2 separate regions of the Homo sapiens genome follow, and region 1 is linked to region 2. Evidence: read pairs that join two places in POLR2A ChIA-PET (ENCODE). Cell type or tissue: Panc1. All regions are shown on one strand. Links, peaks and the distances in the headings refer to the core of each region. The heading gives the core; the rest is flanking DNA.

The links. Peaks named below come from ENCODE experiments on the same cell type or tissue, not always from the same donor. Only the 100,000 strongest peaks of a DNase experiment are listed, where the experiment ranks them.
Region 1: POLR2A ChIA-PET joins it to region 2 with 5 read pairs; 5 of 35 experiments call an interaction of 5 or more read pairs at or near these places.

The regions. Positions count from the first base shown.
Region 1 is chr11:47,888,175-47,893,552 of GRCh38, forward strand. No RefSeq gene overlaps it. Among named protein-coding and RNA genes, the nearest start is that of NUP160, 43 kb to the left of the region's middle. In Panc1, for the core only: no CTCF peak of the experiment used is centred there; no DNase peak of the experiment used is centred there; H3K27ac peaks cover 645 bases.
Region 2 is chr11:48,097,757-48,103,134 of GRCh38, forward strand. All of the region lies in intron 1 of PTPRJ (protein tyrosine phosphatase receptor type J), which reads left to right. Among named protein-coding and RNA genes, the nearest start is that of MIR3161, 3.7 kb to the left of the region's middle. RefSeq lists an enhancer at 1-370. In Panc1, for the core only: no CTCF peak of the experiment used is centred there; no DNase peak of the experiment used is centred there.

The DNA.
Region 1 (5,378 bases), core at 154-5,153, 210 kb before region 2:
TGTTCTTTCGTTACAACTTGCTGCCTGTGGTGTGGTCCATGGACCAGCAGCCTTGGCAAATCTTGGAAGCTTGTTAGGAATGCATAATCTCGGGCCCTACCCAAGACCTTGAGAATCAGAATCTGCATTTACCATGATCCTGAGATGCCTCTATACATATCAGTGTTTGAGAAGCAAGCACTGCTTACAACATATCCTGCCCTGTGAAGGATGCCTCTGAAGTGCTTTGAAATAAGGCAAAACATCACTGGCTTTGGTGTTACTGGTTAATTCTCAGCTTCAAAACATCTCTAACATTTCCTTGTTAAGGGCTGTATGGATTGTGCCCACTTCAAGAAACGCTTTGCTAATTTCATTGTAAACATCGGAATCTTTAACTTACTTCTATATTATCCCTGGATATGGCCATCACTTCTGCTCAAAATTGTACAAGTAGTATTTCAGAATAATTTTCAATAAGAAAGTATCAGGGTGAGGGATAAAGTGCATTCCACCAGGAGTTCTGGCCTAAGTTCCACCATTAACAAGCTGGTGACCTGGACGAATTATCCTTGATGAATGACCTTTAAGCCACTGAGTTATCCCTTATTGAGTTAGAAACTGTAAGGAGGACAATTTTATAAACCATAAAGCACTGGACGCATCTGTGGGGAGCATGTATTTAGATATCATTTTCCTCAAATGAAGGTGTTTACACCACATGATCCTTGGGGAAGGTATTCACAGGACCAAACCCTTCTAAGGAAAGCTATTTTGGATTGTATTCCACCTGTGCTCTCCAGGAATATAATGACAGAGAGATATGAATCAAATCAGGATATGGGTAGAGTGAAAGCTTGGATTTTCAAAGGGTCTTCAAAGTCCCTTTTAAATCTCAAAACTTATGATCTTATGCCATTCTAACATGAAAAAAAGAATCAGAGAATTCTAACATCGCTAGTCATTCTGCACAGCTCCCTGCTTCCAGGAAAGAGAGCAGCTCTTCTATTCTTTAAAAGTGTTGATTTATAGAAGAATAGATTTTAAATGTTTTCACCACAAAAAAAAAGATTACTATATGAGGTGATGAATTTGTTAAGTAGCAGGATTGAATCATTCCACATTGTGAACATATAGCAAAACATCATATTGTACCCCATAAATATATACAATTGTTATTTGTCAATTAAAAATAAAATAATGAGGCCAGACATGGTGGCTCACACCTATAATCCCAGCACTTTGGGAAGCTGAGGTGGACAGATCACCTGAGGTCAGGAGTTCGAGACCAGCCTGGCCAACATGGTAAAACTGTGTATCTACTAAAAATACAAAAATTAGCTGGGCGTGGTGGTGCACACCTGTAATCCCAGCTACTCTGGAGGCTGAGGTAGGAGAATCGCTTGAACTCAGAGGCAGAGGTTGCAGTGAGCCAAGATCATGCCACTGCACTCCAGCCTGCGTGACAGAGTGAGACTGCACCTTTAAACAAACAAACAAACAAACAAAAAACATATATATATATATATATGTATAAAAGATACTAATTTTCCCTAAGGGGTTACAGAAAGCTTCTTAGAAGAGATGTCCCTTGGGCTGAAGAGGAGATAGCCAGGGGGAAAAGGGAGTGAAGGGTATTTCAAGCAGAGGAAACAGCAAATGCTCAGGGAACAGCAAATGCAAAGATGCCATGGGAACTGAGAACATGACAAAGAGTTAAGCATGGCTCGTGGCAGGTATGTGGAAGACTGGGTAAGATGCAGGAGTGGGTGGCAAGATTCAATGTAGCTCTTGCAGACAGACTGAGCCAAAGCCTCCGTTGCATAACTGTTTCAGAGAGGAGTTAGCATGCAGGTATTGTAGAAAAATACCTGTTTGGAATGATCTTTAGTCTAGAGAAGGTACCATATCAAGAAATCCATTGGCATCATCCTGAACCAGAACTTATATTTCTCCTCTTGCCTGGGTTTACTCTTTTCCCCTCTCTCTTTAGCATAGCTGCTTCATCTTTCTCTGAAAGAAAATGAAGTCTCGGCATTGGCAGCTTTTGATCCAGTGTTCATTTGATCTGGTTGATTCAGGAAACAGATGCATCCTCTTGGTCTCAGCACAAATCACTGGGGTTTCTTTCTTTATTATTATTTTTGTTTGGCGAAAGCCAGATCTATGTCTCAATCAGCATAGAGGAAAAAAGTAATTACTGAAGTATTAGTGTTATTATTATTTCCTGATATGAGCTGCTGCATTCCTTACTTGTATCTGGTTTTCTCCCTAGGCTGAGGTCAAAAAGTTTAAAACAAATCCTTCTTGGATAAAGCCTGTATTAATTATTTTTAACCTTGTTTGCATTGGAGACCTCTTTGAGACGTTAATGAAAAAGATAAACCCTCTCCTCAAAACAAATTCACCTTTTCCTATACCCACAAGATGTAACATGGTTTCAAGAGATTCGCAAACCTCTTAAAGCCCCTGAGGACCCTTAAGGAATCCATAGACCTTGGTTAAGAAGCTCTAAACAGTTAAAAATAACATAGAAGAGGGCCTGGCGCGGTAGCTCATGCCTGCGTGGTGGCTCATGCCTGCTATCCCAGCACTTTGGGAGGCTGGGGCGGGGTGGCGGGGGGCGGTGGATCACCTGAGGTCAGGAGTTCGAGACCAGCCTGGCCAACATGGCAAAACCCTGTCTCTACTAAAAATACAAAAAATTAGCCAGGCCTGGTGGCAGGTGCCTGTAATCCCAGCTACTTGGGAGGCTGAGGCAGGAAAATCACTTGAACCAGGGAGGTGGAGGTTGCAGTGAGCCAAGATTGTGCCATTGCACTCCAGCCTGGGCAACAAGAGCAAAAATTCATCTAAAAAAAGTATATATATATATAAAATATATAGAACTGCTTGTTGAAATTGAACTGTGCCAGGTGCCTGCTAATTCTGGTGGTATGTTTTGGAAAGTCAAAATAAATCTGAATTGTATTGGCCATATAGTTGTTGAAGCCTCTGCTATAGATTAGATTCAGTGGGCAGAGTTCAGTACTGCCAATGCCCCCACCGCCATGAAAACCCAAACATGAGTAAAGGTCCCAGAGAGAGAAGGAAGAGGAGCAGAAAATAACTTGAGACTTTTCATATTCTAAAGTTAAGTCCTTAGCCTTGGCGTCAGAAGACTTTGTTTTATTTTTTAATTAATTAGTTTATTTATTTTGAGATGGAGTCTCACTCAGTTGCCCAGGATGGAGTGCAGTGGCGCAATCTTGGCTCACTGCAACCTACACCTCCCAGGTTCAAGCGATTCTCCTGCCTCAGCCTCCAGAGTAGCTGGGACTACAGGCCAGCGCCACCACGCCCAGCTAATTTTTATATTTTTAGTAGAGATGGGGTTTCACCATATTGGCCACGCTGGTCATGAACTCCCGACCACAGGTGATCCACCCGCCTCAGCCGCCCAAAAAAAACCTTGTTTTAATATTAGCTTTACCAGTTTCTACCTTTGTAAATTTTTTTTTTTTTGAGATGGAGTTTTGCTTTTGTTGCCCAGGCTGGAGTGCAATGGCGCGATCTCAGCTCACTGCAACCTTTGCTTCCCGGGTTCAAGCGATTCTCCTGCCTCAGCCTCCCCAGCAGCTGGGATTACAGGCATGCACCACCACGCCTGGCTAATGTTGTATTTTTAGGAGAGACAGGGTTTCTCTATGTTGGTCATGGACCTCATGTGATCTGCCCACCTCGGCCTCCCAAAGTGCTGAGATTACAGGCATGAGCCACTGAGCCCGGCCTTCTACCTTTATAATTTTGTCAAGTCATTTTAGTTTTCTGAATATCAGCTTTCTCACCTGTAAAATGGGGATGATAATAATAATACCCACCTCTCAGGGCTGTTGTGAGGACTTAATGAAGCAATGCGTGTGAAAGTATTTACTAGACATCTGGCTCACAGATGGTGCTTGACAGATGTTAACTAAAATCCAATTCTTCCCGGGTGGAGGAAGCCCTTTTAGAGATCTTATGTACCAGAATAATTTTGGTGAGGGACTTCTGGTTTCCAGTCTGGCATGTAAGGAGCTTAGAAGTCACCTCTCTGTCCTTAAAATAAGTAAAAACTGAACAAACTTAAAAATCAACAACTCCCTCTCCCTCTCCCTCCCCCTCCCCCTCCCCCTCTCCCCTTTGCACGGTCTCCCTCTGATGCCGAGTGGAGGCTGGACTGTACTGCCGCCATCTCGGCTCACTGCAGCCTCCCTGCCTGATTCTCCTGCCTCAGCCTGCCGAGTGCCTGGGATTGCAGGCGCGCGCCGCCACACCTGACTGGTTTTCGTATTTTTTGGTGGAGACGGGGTTTTGCCGTGTTGGCCGGGCTGGTCTCCAGCTCCTGACCGTGAGTGGTCTGCCAGCCTCGGCCTCCCGAGGTGCCGGGATTGCAGACGGAGTCTCGCTCACTCAGTGCTCAACGTTGCCCAGGCTGGAGTGCAGTGGCGTGATCTCGGATCGCTACAACCTCCGCCTCCCAGCCGCCTGCCTTGGCCTCCCAAAGTGTCGAGATTGCAGCCTCTGCCCGGCCGCCACCCCGTCTGGGAAGTGAGTAGCGTCTCTGCCTGGCCGCCCATCCTCTGGCATGTGAGGAGCCCCTCTACCTGGCCGCCCAGTCCGGGAAGTGAGGAGCGCCTCTTCCCGGCCGCCACGCCGTCTAGGAAGTGAGGAGCGTCTCTGCCTGGCCGCCCATCATCTGGGATGTGGGGAGCGCCTCTGCCCTGCCACCCCGTCTGAGATGTGAAGAGTGCCTCTGCCCGGCCATGACTCCGTCTGGGAACTGAGGAGTGTCTCTGCCCCGCCGCCACCCCGTCTGGGAGGTGAGGAGCGTCTCTGACCGGCCCCCCCCCGTCTGAGAAGTGAGGAGCCCCTCCTCCCGGCAGCCGCCCCGTCTGGGAAGTGGGGAGCCCCTCCACCCGGCAGCCGCCCCGTCTGGGAAGTGAGGAGCGTCTCCACCCGGCAGCCGCCCCGTCCGGGAGGTTGGGGGCAGCCCCCGCCCGGCCAGCCGCCCCGTCTGGGAGGTGGGGGGCGCCTCTGCCCCGCCGAGACCCCGTCTGGGAGGTGAGGAGCGTCTCTGCTCGGCCGCCCTGTCTGAGAAGTGAGGAGCCCCTCCGCCCGGCAGCCACCCCGTCTGGGAAGTGAGGAGCGTCTCCAGCCGGCAGCCACCCGGTCCGGGAGGGAGGTGGGGGGCAGCCCCCACCCAGCCAGCCGCCTCGTCCGGGAGGGAGGTGGGGGGTCAGCCCCCACCCGGCCAGCCGCCCCGTCCGGGAGGGAGGTGGGGGGCGCCTCCACCCGGCCAGCCGCCCCATCCGGGAGGTGGGGGGCGCCTCTGCCCGGCCACCCCTTCTGGGAAGTGAGGAGCCCCTCTGCCAGGCCAC
Region 2 (5,378 bases), core at 136-5,135:
TCAAACTCCTGAGCTCAGGCAATCCCCAGCCTCAGCCCCCCAAAGTGCTAGGATTACAGGCATGAGCCACCGCACCCGGCCTGAATTTTTTTTTGTTTTGTTTATTTATTTCTTGGTTTTGCTGGCCTTTAAGCAACCCAAGACTAGGGGGCTTTCACTCCGTCCCTAGAGAGCTCAAAGGGCCTGACTTAGGGGACACAGTCAGTGAAGGGGATGAATGAATGAGTTTCAGATCCAGGTGTTCTGGATAAGTCACTTTACCTTTCTGGGCCTTTTTCCTCAACTCCAAACAGAGGATGTCGGTATAGACAATCCCTAGGATCTTGTCCCCTTTATGACTGATCACACAGTTCCACTGCTTGCCCTTGAGGCTTTGGTGTCCGCGCATGCCTATTCAGTCTGACCCACAAGAGGCCAGGCCAGCTCTGTTCCAGGCCCTGAAAATCCCATTAAAACTCCACTCACTAGCCTGTTCCCTGGGGGTGCTGAATCAGCATTTAATGGGGAAGGCCACGAGCTAGGCTCTGGTGGGTAGGAAGTGTGTGACTTCTCTTACCTCAACAGTTTCTACTGTAACTAGCGGGATAAGGTAAATCTATGGAAATGCAAGGCTTATGCCGAGGCTCACAGAGTGGGCCAGGCTGCATAAGTCCTGGACACCACAGGGCCTGCTTTGAGAAGGCAGCTGTGGTCCCACAGCCTTGACCACCAGGCACCATCCTCTGTTGCCAGTGGACCCACATTTCAAATCATTTTATCTCTTTTTTTTTTTTTTTTTTTTTGAGACGGAGTTTCGCTCTGTCGCCCAGGCTGGAGTGCAGTGGCGCGATCTCGACTCACTGCAAGCTCCGCCTCCCGGGTTCACGCCATTCTCCTGCCTCAGCCTCCTGTGTAGCTGGGACTACAGGCACGCGCCACCATGCCCGGCTAATTTTTGTATTTTTAGTAGAGACGGGGTTTCACCGTGTTAGCCAGGATGGTCCCGATCTCCTGACCTCGTGATCCGCCCGTCTCGGCCTCCCAAAGTGCTGGGATTACAGGCGTGAGCCACCGCGCCCGGCCTTTATCTCTTAAATAACCTGTATTCATTTGTTCCTTCCCATGTCTTATCCACCAAAAATCTCCAATTGGAAATTCAGACAAGGATTGAGACCCTGTGTTCTTAAATTGGGTTGATTGAAATCTAGAAACAATGATAGTAATAACAGAGTTATCTTCTCTCGAACATCTGCCTCCTGCCTGATGTTATTTCGCTTAATTCTCTCAAGGGCTTGAGGAGAGTCCTGCCATAATCCTTCCTTTCAGAGGGGAAGATCGAAATTTAGCTCAGATCTCAAGCTAGTAATCATCAGAACCAGGATATAGAATCAGGACTAGACCACATGGTCCCTGCTCTGAGCTGCTGCGGGTCCATCCCTGTGGCTCTGTCCAGGGTAAATGGATGATTCAGGGGAAGGGTCAGCAAACTATAGCCCATGGGCCAAATGCAGCCACTGCTTGTTTTTGGGTGGCCCAAGAGCCAAGAATAGTTTCCACATTTTTAAATGGGTGGAGAAAACAAAATCTACAAAGAATAATGTTTCATGACACATGAAAATTATGTAAAATATACATTTAACGCTTGTAAGTAAAGTTCTGTTGGAACTCAGCTACAGTCGTTAGTTTACATATCATCGATGGCTGGTTTCGCAGTACAAGGGCACAGTTTAAAGCCTGCCAGGCCTAAAATGTTTACTGTCTGGCCTATTACAGAAGACGTTTGCTGACCCCTGATTTAGGGCATTCATGAGGCTTGATGAGATGTTGAAAATCAGCTGTCTCCTCCCGTCACTCTCTTCTGATTGTGGGTAGGCTCTGGTGCACCAGCTCTCCAGTGATCTCCTATCTGATGCTCAGAGTTCTTTTTCCATTGCATGGATGTCAAATAAAAGTGTCTGCTTTGTGGCATTTCTGGCTTGAGAGTACCTGCCCAATGTGATTTGCCAAGGTGCCATTTTATCAAAAGTCTTAGGATGACTGGATGGGTTTGCCTTGAATTTGTTTTGCCTTTGCTGATGGTTGTATTTAGGTTATCATTGAAAGAGGATTGCAGAACAGCGGCAGTTTCCTGTGCTGTCTGGATTGAAGTTGAATAATGCCCTAACTTTTAATTGAAAGGGACTGTTGTAGGCGGGAGACTGTCTAAGAGCTGACCTGTCACCACCACCTGAGATGTCTGAGCCCACCCTTGGACTTTCTTGGCACGTGGGGAAGAGGGGGCCTGGGTCCTGGGCTCCCACCTAAACTCAGCAGACCCCACTGGCAGGTGTGTGTTGTGGGGGTGATGGAGGCTTTTTGGAGGGCATTGAGCTCCTTGGGTGGAGGTGGGGTGGCTGCCTTGGGGGCTCAGTGCAGCTCTGGCCATGATGGACAGAAGGAGACAAGAATGTAGCTTCTTGTTCTGAGAACTTCAGCCCAAGTTCCTCCTTTCATGCAGCAGAATCCAAGACACTGACTTGCCCCTCTCTGCTGTTGAGGCTTCTGTGTTGCAGAGATACCTTCTGGCCCTGCTTTATCCTAGTGAGGCAGCTCACCTCTCCCGTGTTTCACTGCTCGAACTCTCCTTCCCAAGGCTGTGCTAGTGGTAGTGATGACAATAATAGCTACTATTTATTGTGTGCCCCTCGTATGCTAAGTGCTTCACGTAGATTATATAATTTAATACTTGTCACAACAGTCTTATGAGGTAAATACTGTATATATATTTAAAAAGACTATTTTTAGAGCAGTTTTAGGTTCACAGCAAAATGTAGAGGAAGTTTCACAGAGATATCCCAAGCACCCCTTGCCATTTTCTCTTAGTTATGAAAATGATCAAATGGGCTGGGTGTGGTCCCAGCACTTTGGGAGGCCAAGGCGGGTGGATCACCGGAGGTCAGGAGTTTGAGACCAGCCTAGCCAACATGGTGAAACCCTGTCTCTACTAAATACAAAAAATTAGCTGGGTGTAGTGGCACATGCCTATAATCCCAGCTATTTGGGAGGCTGAGGCAGGAGAATTGTTTGAACCTGGGAGGTGGAGGTTGCAGTGAGCCGAGATTGCGCCATTGCACTACAGCCTAGGCAACAAGAGCAAAACTCTGTCTCAAAAAGAAAAAAAAAAAAAAAAAGATCAAATAGACTTCCAAGTGCCCATGTCTCAGGTTCAGTACTGATCAGCATTTTACCCTCCTTTGCTTCAGCTCCCTCCTGTCATTGCTCATTGCTGAGAGTGGGTAAGGGGCTTTCTCAGGTTCCTGTAGCTGGTAGGATCCCGCTGTCCTCAAAGTTCCTGCACTCAGTGGCTGACGGTGCCAGGTGACTCCCCCTTTTGGGGTCCATGACATTTGCTGCTGTTTCTAAAGCCCCTACTGTGTGCTGCTAATCCCCTCACCAAGCTTGCAGAGCGGATGGTAACTGACAGGTGAAAAAATGCAAGAAGTTAGGTCACGGGTCCGGGGACATCCTGCTAATAGGTGGTGGTGCCAGGCTTCAAACTCAGGCCTGACTTCAAGTCCCGCAGCTTCTCTGCCCCACCCTGTCTCTGTCCTCCTCACCTCTGTAGTGTGGTGGGACTCGGTGGGGTGGTCGTTTGACTGTGGGAACTTCTGTTTGCAAAGCCTTGGAAGGACCCAGGTGACTGCAGATAGTTCCGTGAGAAGCATCTGGGACTGTTGACCTCACTGCTGATCTTCCTTGTGAGCCTGTGATAGGGCTAACCCTTGGCTTTCTGGCCAGAGTGTAGACAGAGACCCGATTAGCATTTTGTGGTCAGTCAGAGGCAGTTTGTGAACCTGGAACTTGGAAGCTGGTTTCCTCCTCTGGGAGGGATGTGGAGCCTGGGGAGCCAGGAAGGCATGGACTGAATATACACCCAGCTGGGCAGTGGGGAAGGGAGGATTCCGTGGGGAGCTAGCCCTGAACACAGCAAGCATTTGGTAAATGGTGCCTGTTAGCTGTTTTTATCCGTATTCTAAGGTGGACGAGCGGCGCAGGAGAGAACTGGTAGGATTAATGGAGTGGTTTCATTATTCAGATTTAAGTGCATGCAGCCAGAAGTCTTCAACTGAAGAATTGAAACTCTCTGCTCTTTTTTGGGGGTCATGGTGGCAGTGTGAGGGGCTGGTTCATGAGTGAGGAGAAAAGGTAGTGGCAGGCAGAATGGTACATTTTATATTCATATTGTGCACATTATTCACACCTGACATGGGCCAGAAATCCTCTCCTAAGAGAGACACTTGGAAAGTAAACAGTTTGTTAATCATTTCAACCCGTGGACTTTGGTTGCAGGGTGCATTTTGATCAAGGGTTACAAACACCAATGTCTTCAGGGACATTTGGGGACATAAATAAAGGGAATGGACAAAAAGATGGAAAAGCATACTGCCTCTCAGTCTTTCGCATGCTCATGTTTGATAGAGAAAATCAACATCGTGGGGGCAGTGTTGCTTGGCAACTGCCATTTGTCCTCAGCGTTGGGGTGACATTACTAGGGAATGGCTGTGAACTCCAAGCACTTCCCCCCGGGAAGCGAGGCTGACACTCAGATCCAATTCATGTCTTTAATGTGGCCAAATGAGAAAGCCAGATGTATTTCTGAGAAGCCAAAAAACAAGATTTAAAAAATGCTATCTCCCTAATTTTTTTTTTTGAGACAGAGTTTTGCTCTTGTTGCCCAGGCTGGAGGACAGTGGTGCGATCTTGGCTCACTGCAACCTCTGCCTCCCAGGTTCAAGCGATTCTCCTGCGTCAGCCTCCCGAGTAGCTAGGATTACAGGCCACCATGCCCAGCTAATTTTTGTATATATATTTTTTTCAGTAGAGACGGGGTTTCACCATGTTACAGGCCAGGCTGGTCTTGAACTCCCTTGAACTCAGGTGATCCACCTGCCTCAGCCTCTAAAAGTGCTGGGATTACAAGTGTGAGCCACTGCACCTGGCTTCTATCTCCCTAATTTTTAAATACTTAAGATTTTAAGAAACATCACAGGTCAAGCAATGCATGGCAGTGGGCTAGATTCAGACAGGGGAGCCTCAATTTAGGACCCCCAGATTTATCATACAAGGTGGAGGAAGGGTTCAGATAGGGACTTGGGGATTGCCAACTCTGACCCTCTCTTCAGATGAAGAGATTAGCCCTGTGGAGGAGTCCAGGATTTGTATTTTAGTCTTGGTACTGGGTGTTCTGGGTTGAGTTGCTAGACCATTCTGGGACAAGTTGCTAGACCATTCTGGGACTTACTTTCTTCCTCCATAAAGTCAAAGGGTAGGTAGATCACACATTTTTAAAGTGTGCTCCTTGAGGTGTGTCAGGGGTTCCATAAGCATTTGCTTTCAGTTTTATTAAAAGCAGCCTGTAC